Linked DNA regions of Homo sapiens: region 2 is linked to region 1. A link is a loop called in an ENCODE intact Hi-C map of the cell type or tissue named here. Cell type or tissue: IMR-90. All regions are shown on one strand. Links, peaks and the distances in the headings refer to the core of each region. The heading gives the core; the rest is flanking DNA.

The links. A loop is a pair of places that touch in the nucleus more often than their neighbours do. Peaks named below come from ENCODE experiments on the same cell type or tissue, not always from the same donor. Only the 100,000 strongest peaks of a DNase experiment are listed, where the experiment ranks them.
Region 2: it touches region 1 in a loop (2.9-fold over the local background); 2 of 110 quality-filtered maps call a loop at or near these places.

What each region holds. Positions count from the first base shown.
Region 1 is chr13:28,648,412-28,652,818 of GRCh38, forward strand. No RefSeq gene overlaps it. Among named protein-coding and RNA genes, the nearest start is that of POMP, 8.5 kb to the right of the region's middle. In IMR-90, for the core only: no CTCF peak of the experiment used is centred there; a DNase peak (open chromatin) is centred at 2,090.
Region 2 is chr13:28,556,337-28,560,743 of GRCh38, forward strand. No RefSeq gene overlaps it. Among named protein-coding and RNA genes, the nearest start is that of FLT1, 63 kb to the left of the region's middle. In IMR-90, for the core only: no CTCF peak of the experiment used is centred there; a DNase peak (open chromatin) is centred at 2,005; H3K27ac peaks cover 2,076 bases.

The DNA.
Region 1 (4,407 bases), core at 97-4,096:
TTGCTGATAATATGCCAACATACTTAGAAGCTCTAAGATATGCTTTTAAAAAGAACATATCTGTTTAATTAACATGGCTGGACACAAGATAAATACACAAAGATACATAAATATGTGAATATACATACGTGTGTACATTGTTCTCCATATGTTCTCTTCGTTTGCTTCTATCTAAATAACTCTTGGGGTTTACACAAGCTCTCAATGTCATCTGTGAAACCTACAGACTATTGCTTATGGCAGAAAAAATGCACTCAACTTGTGAGCTACTCGCTTACATAACCATGTACTCCACTTTTACCAGATGAGTTGTTTGTTTACCAATTTCTAGTTGTGCTTGCTCCTAAACATTTTTATGACAGTTGTACTGTTATTATAAACCAAGTAACTTGAACAAATACTACTGAAGCCAACACATAATAATGTGATAAGAATGAATTTTTGTTTTCATGGAAGCTGTTGTCTGCTTTAGAAAGGTTCAATAAAGACAGGTTGCAAAAAAATGCTGTTGGTTTGGGCATAACAATTGTAAAGCATAAGGAGAAAATTTTAAGATTTTGTATTTGCATTTTTCTACAAGTCTTATTAAGTTATTGAACCACATTAGAGAAATCCAAACTGAAAACTGTATATGATGCATTATTGATGTAGTTTATGCAAGAAAGATATCATGGTACTCCAAATCAGTAGACCCATACTTAAGAGAAGGACCTTGTCCTACATCACATTATGGATAAATGAATATATATATATACACACACACATATGTTTTATGTTAAAATATTTTAAATATGTATTATTACTACAGCATAACCTAGCCTATCCTGATTAAAGCTAGGCTAGGTTATATTACAGTAATAAAGAAGTAAAACCAAAAAAACCCTTAAGTCTCAGTGACTTAAAACCACAGACTCTTTATCTGGATGACATCCAGAGCCACTGTCTTCTATATGATGACATTCTAGCTACTTTACCCTTTCGGTACTTCTACATCAGCATATACTTCTATTATCACTATGACAGGGAAGATATGGAGAATCATGCTTCAACTTCTCAATGCTTCTGTGCAGGAATGAAACACACACATCACTTCTACTCACATTTTCATTGGCCAGGATTAGTCACATGGCTATATCTAATTTTTTTTTTTTTTTTTTTTTTTTGGAGATAGAGTCTCGGTGTATCCTCTAGGCTGGAGTGCAGTGGTGAGATCTCGGTTCAATGCAACTTCCGCCTCCCGGGTTCAAGCGATTCTCATGCCTCAACCTCCCTAGTAGCTGGGATTACAGGCATCTGCCACCATGCCAGGCTAATTTTGTTTTGTATTTTTTAGTAGAGACAGGGTTTTGCCATGTTGGCCAGGCTGGTCTCAAACTCCTGACTTCAGGTGATCCACCTGCCTTGACCTCCCAAAGTACTGGGATTACAGGCATGACCCACTGCACCTGGCTGGCTATATTTAAGAGACAAGAAAAAGCGTCACCTTCTTGCATACTTGAAAGTAAGAGAAAAACCAATTATGGTTGAATGGAGATAAACATCTATTGCATAGGTGTCATTTTCTAGGATTTCTCAATCTCGCCAACTTAACAAAAAAATATTGCGATACATGGTATTAGTGATCAAAATATTTGCTGCCCTTCAAGTTGAAAGAGTACTGATCCTATCTCACTGGTTATTTCTTAGGTGTCAGGCTTGGCATTGTGACTTGAAGGGCCCTTCCTTGTGGAGAACATAGGCATCCCGGATGCTTCAATGTCGGATATGGGCACTTCTTGCTTTGGCTTATAAAGTGTGGGGGAAGTGATGTGTGACACTTCCTGGCAGGAGCTTTCAGAACCAGTAGATGCTATACTTTGACTCCTCTCTACTACAAGACTGCAATGTGCCCGACAGCAATGGTTTCATTAGCCTGGGCCCCAGAGTAAGGGTGATGTGAAGCAGAGCTGCAGCCAGCTTGGGATGGGCATGCAGTATGAGCAGGAAATTTTTTGTTGTTATAAGCCACTGATATTTTCAGGTTGCTTGTTATTGCAGTGTAATTTAGACAAACCTGACTAATACACATACCATCCTTACTGCATCTGTAGGAATGGTTACAGCAGTAACCAAAAAGAAGTGAGAATGGAAAAACACAGTCATATGCCACATGATGATGTTTCAGTCAACAACGGACTGCACATATGATGGTGGTCCCTTAAGATTATAATGAAACACTTTATTTTTACTGTTCCTTCTCCATGTTTAGATATATTTAAATAAGCAAACACCACTGTATTACAGTGGCCTACAGGATTCCATACAGTAACATACCATGCAGGTTTGTAACCTAGAAGCAATAGGCTAGACCATACAGCCTAGGTGTTAGTAGGCTATCCCACCTAGGTTTGTGTAACGACACGATGACATTTTTCACAACGACAAAATCGCCTAATGCTGCATTTCTCGGAACATATCCCTATTGTTAAGAGACGTATGACTATATTCTTTCTGTAATAGTGATAAAAGTACAGAATGCTTAAGGCTAAATTTGACAAGACAGGTTTAAGACATATGAAGAAAATAAAATATTATTGAAAGACATAAAGCATGTCAATTCTCCAAAAAATCCATATATAAATTTCATGTAATTCTAATCATAATTCCAATGGTTTCTTTTTAATTTGATAAAGGCATTTTAAAGTTCATGTGGAACAGAATTTACCCACAATGATGCTGCCAGGATTAAATGAAGTAAAGTATGTAAAGCACCCAGGACAGGATTTGACATCTATAGTATATGCACTGATATGTGTTGGCTAGTATTACTCAGAAAAATAAATCTTTAAAATGGGGAGTGCCAAAATGTATCTTAGTATACATGGGATTTTAATATAGCCATCTAGAGGAAAAAAAACTAGACCTCTATTTAATCCATATCCAAAGTTAAATCCATATGGATTAAAAACAAAAATGTAAAAAAATTAATATGTTAGAATAAAATTTAAGAGAATGAATTTATACACTACAGGTTAGGAAAACATTCTCAACTGAAATAGCAAACCAGGGAGTTGCAAAGGAAAAGATAATTTTTTAAACATGTGTATTGTCAAAGATACCATAAAGAAAAGAATAATCTTATTATACAGTAGACTTCAAGAAATATCTGGGATGTATCAGAAAAAGGTTAATACCTATAGTATGAAATGAGTGACCAAAAATTTACAGGAAAAAGAAAAAAAAAACTCCACAGAAAAACGAGTAAAGAATGTGTGAATAGGCATTTTCAGAAAAGCAAATCTAAACAGTAAACATGAAAAAATGCATGATCTGAACAGTAATCAGAAAGATCCAAACTAAAGTAATCCTGAGTTATCACTTCTCACCCATCAGAACCACAAAAGTTAAATTTCTGTTGACAGAAATGTGAACTTAAACCACTTGGAATCATGTTTACCATTTGGGGAAGACGTTTGAAAGCAACCCTTTAATATAGTGGTCAAGGAGGAAATTATGTGGCATTGCAATGCACCAAATATAACTACACTATTTTGAAAGTTCAGCTTTTCATGAAATGGATTTTGACAAGACTCTGACTTAGGCTGCTCGTTGTATCTCCCACAGTGTATGTTCCTCTCGGCTCCAAACTCAGAATTTTGCAACTACTTTTTGTCACTGCACAGCGTTTTCTCATTTCATGACCACTCCAACCCTTGAATACATGGAAGCTCCTAACGGCACTGCCTGGCACACCCTAACCACACAAGTTCTGGCAGCCCTGGTTGAACTCTGGCTAACTCGACCTTTTCAGATCTGTGACTCGTATGGCTGTCTACACCTGATTCTGATTCTTCACCTAGTTTCTCAGCCCCTACTTTCTCCACTTACTCCTACTCTTCCCCACTCCCCATCCTTCTTGAGAACCTCTCAGCACATGGATACCTACTGTAGTAAATAAATTAGACCAAGTGCTAATGGTGTCCTGGAGCTAATTTCACCCAGTTCCCACCACCACACCTTTCACACAGAGAAGCATAGTTTGATGAGCCCACTTACTCTGGAGATGGGGAGAATCACTTCAAAAGCAGGTAACAGTGGAGGGGGGCAGGCTACTAGCTGAAAGGCTATTACGATGTTCCTAATGAAAGATGACAGCTCCAGAAAGATGGTGAATGGAGTTTATAGTCTAATAAGGAGAAGCACATGTGAAAACAAGAGGTACAACAGTGTGTTACTGCTGGTGAGATACAATTACTCATATGTATGCATAAACAATGAGGCATAAAGAGTCTATTTTCCCCAAGCAGGGAAAGTAGGGCAGCGGAGATGGTAAGGAAAGGTTTTGTAGAGGAAGCGATGCTTGACCTGACATGGTTTGATAGCACATTCCAAAAAGAGGGGAGAACAGGAAAAAATGTATAGGGGTAT
Region 2 (4,407 bases), core at 254-4,253, 92 kb before region 1:
CCAAAAATTACACTACAAAGACAGGGTGCAGTGGCTCATGCCTATAATCCCAGCACTTTGGGAGGCCAAAGCGGGCAGATCACTTGATGTCAGGAGTTTGAGACCAGCCTGGCCAACATGGTGAAACCCCATCTCTACTAAAAATACAAAATTTAGCCAGGCGTGCCAGCTACTTGGGAGGCGAGGCAGGAGAATTGCTTGAACCCAGGAGATAGAAGTTGCAGTGAGCTGAGATCTCACCACTGCACTCCAGCCTCGGCAATAGAGCGAAACTCAGTCTCAATAAAATAAAATAAAATAAAATAAAATTAAATTAAATTAAATTAAATTAAATTAAATTAAAAATAACTACAAGAAAATGAAATATAAAGAAAGGTGTGTACAAATGGTGTGGGGACGTGGAGGTGGCAACAGCTAGCTGAGTGTGGGAGCTGGGAAGGCTGCAGGGAAGAGGTGCTGTTTGACCCGGGTCTCAAGGGCGGAGTGTGAGTTCGCTGGGCCTAGAAGAGGCAGAAAACCTATAGAGGGAGGGGATATCCCAGTTATAGCAAGAGGGGAAGGGAAGAATGAGGTGGGCAGAAGATGCCACTGGGGACTGACCTTTTCCTTTGAACTGACGTATTTTATGAGAAAAGAAGTGTAAGACTTAAACATTTCATTTCACCCTGCGCACCAGCCAGAGAGGCCGATGGTCTCAAGTCTCCTGTACCTTGCTATGCACAAGGCTCGCATAAGTAAAGGAAAAAGACCAAACTAAAGGTGTCTTCTCCAGACCTGCCTCCTGTGAAGCCACCTCTGGGCAGGTGAACTGGGCTGGCAGAAGTCAGTCTCCTGTCCCTTCCCAGGCCCAGACCACTTCTTTTCAGCAACCTTAGTTGGGGGTAAGAAAGAAGACGGTGGTCTTGACCTTTGAAAACACAGGAAACCTTTGTTTCTATTGGTCCTACCTTAGGTGGACACCCCTTCACACCCAGACCCCAGCAACTGCCCCTGTGGAGAGTGAAAAGCTCACACTCAGTATAGTTCATGACACAGTAAAGACTTAAACAAATCTAGGCTAATATGTAGTCTTGAACTTGTAGTGTTTCCTTCCTACTGGCAAGATCCCAGGAGGAAAAGAAAATTTATGTTCCAAGTTAAGGGTAATCGGTCCAGATATGGTGGCTCTCGCCATAATAATCCTAGCATTTTGGGAAGCCGAAGTGAGAGGATTGCTTGAGGCCAAGAGTTCAAAACCACACTGGGCAACATAGGGAGACCCCTGGCTCTATAAAAATTTAAAAACTTAGGCAGGTGTGGTGATATATGCCTGCAGCCCAAGCTATTTAGGAGGCTGAGGCAGGATGATAGCTTGAGCCCAGGAATTCCAGGTTGCAGTGAGCTCTGCTCACACCACTGCACTCCAGCCTGGGTGACAGAGAGAGACTCTCTCAAAAAAACAAAACAAAACAAAACAAATTTAAAAGGCTAATTGTTCCCGTATTATTTTGCAGTTCCCTATTATATGAGTAGCAAGCGTGCTTGAGGCAAGATACAGCACAAAGAAGGCTTGTTCCATTTATAAGAAAGGTGAAAGCCAAGATTTGACAGAGACAAGAGGGTAATCAACTAGGAAGCTATTTTCTAATTCTAAGGATGTTACAGAAAACTCCAGAAATACCACTACCCACAAAATTAACCCTTTCCTTTTCTTAGTACTCAGAGTTGAGCCTTGTGAAAGGTCAGTTGGTATACACAATTTTCTCTTGGAGTCAGATTTCTAAATTCCCAGGAAAAATATTTGAGAATATGAAATCTTTGGGAATACACAGAAAAAGTAGAGAAAGAGTGAGCTGAATGCCACCCTCTCCTAAAATATTCTAAATAAAACTCAGGAAGAGATTTTAAAGTACAGTGTTCAAAACATCTGGTTTCTATTTGAATATAATTAGAAACGTATCTTAATATGCAAGGAATTCTAAAAGCCAAGAGGAAGTACATTTCTGGATGACCAAACACTTTGGGTGATGTCATAATCACGGCATGAAGAGAAATACCAAAGGCTCTTTGGCATGTTTTGAGAGATTTTCTCCTCGTGTTGTTTTACTGTTCCTGTGGAAAGTTATTTACAAATGAAATAAGGAAAAGAATGAGATTTTCTCAAACAGAATTAATTAGGAGTCAAGGAGTTCCAAAGCCTAAGTGGTATAAAGACAAAAGGCGGTCGAAAAGATACATTTCCAAAAGCGAATTCATTCTAAAACAAATGTTTTGCTGCTCTCTCTTTCCATTGTCTGACCTTTCCCACTCCTGTTTGTTTTTCTTTGGTCCATTTTCCACTCTGGGAGTAACAAAGAAAGACGAGTTTGCACTTGATTAGGAGAACCCGAAAAAGTAAAAACATGGCCACCGTCTGGCTCCTTGCCCCAGCTCACTCACCTATTTCTCCTTGGCCAGCTTTTAAAGTCCTGACACCCAGACCCATGACATTAGAATCCCTGGAGTTGGGCCAAGGTGTCAGTCTTTTAAAAACTCCACGGCTGACGCCTGTGTGCAGCCAAGGTTGAGAACCACCGTCCTCAACTGAACAACGTCATGGCTGGGAGACTCCCGGAGACTCCAGGCCAGCAACCAAGTGCTTCCCAGGCCTTTGGTGTCACAGACCAGCAACCTTTCCGAAAAGGGCTTGGGAGGCCAATATATATTTTGGTTTATCAAGACATTAAAAACAACAATTACCATCTACTATCATGATTATTTCATGAAAAAAGGACATTTCAATATCAAAATAGCAGAGAGGACATAATCTTAGAATATTACAAATCTCATTATATATAATATATGCATATATACACACCTATGTATGTGTGTATATATGTTTACATATGTACACACACCTAGGTATGTGTTATGTGTTTTACATATGTATATATGTATATATATGCCTATAAGTATGTGTATATACATATATATTTTTCTTTTTACAAAATTGTGATAAAAGAAATGTAACACAAAATTTGCCATTTTAATTATTTTCTTCTTTTTTTTCTGGGAAACAAGAGTTTCACTTTGTTGCCCAGGCTGGAGCGCAATGGCGCGATCTCAGCTCTCTGCAACCTCCACCTCCTGGGTTCAAGTGATTCTCCTGCCTCAGCCTCCCAAGTAGCTGGGGTTATAGGCGCCTGCCACCACACCTGGCTAATGTTTATATTTTTAATAGAGACAGGGTTTCACCATGTTGGCCAGGCTGGTCTCGAACTCCTGACCTCAAGTGACCCACCCACCTTAGCCTCCCAAAGTGCTGGGATTACAGGCGTGAGTCACTGTGCCCGGCTGTTCTAATTATTTTCAAGTGTGCAATTCAGTGGCATTACGCACCTTTATATACTCATGCAACCATCACTACCATCCATCTCCATAAATTTTTAATCTTGCAAAACTTAAACTGCATTCATTGAGCAGTCATTCCCCATTCTTGCCTCCCCCAGCCCCTGGCCACCACCGCTCTACCTTCATAGAGACCTTCTGTCTCTATGAACTTGACTACTCTAGCTTCCTCACATAAGTGGAATGGTACAATATTTGTCCTTTGGCGTCTGGTTTGTTTCACTTAGCATAACATCTTCAAGATCCATCTGCGTGTGTCAGTGTCGGGGCTGTCTTTCTTTCACAGCAGAATGACATTGCATTGTAGGGATAGCCCAGCCCATATTGTGTTCATCCACCCATCTGTTGTGAAGTGGCACCTTATTGTGGTTTGATTTATGTTTCCCTGATTGATGATATGGAGTATCTTTTCATGTGTGTTTTGGCCATTTGTGTACCTTCTTCCGAGAGATGTCTATTGATGTCCTTTGTCCATTTTCTAACTGGGATTTTTGTTTTTGAGTTGTATAAAGCACAGATTCTTGGATAACAGACCAGGTAACGATGTATTCAATGCCAGCAAACAGGCCTGCCTGCCCTTCCCTCATTTCAAGTCCAAGGATTTTAAGTATTATGTACATTGATTTGTGTCTGGAATGTTCCAATCTCATTTCATCACCTTGATGATTACTGAATATTTCTATCCAAAGACATTCAGGCAAAAGGTGAGGCATCTGCTTATAAACAGGGACTCCTGAGAGGAGAAAGAGTTGGAAATCTGGCAGCTGGTATTAGTTGCAGTCTCTAATGTTGATTTGGATGGAAGGCCTCAGATGGTGGAGCCTAACCCAGAATTTCCATGTTCTAAGGTCTCCTGACCACTGATGGTCAAAGCTCCATTTGGCTGACATTATTGACACTTCTGCTCCCCATACTATCTTGAGGAAAAATAGCACGGTTCCCTGCATGAAACTTTTTGGAACATAAAAGTATAGCAGCTCTGCTTTCCCTGGAGGGAATTCCACCTTCCTCTGGCATGCCTCCAGTTCTTCCAAATAGTTC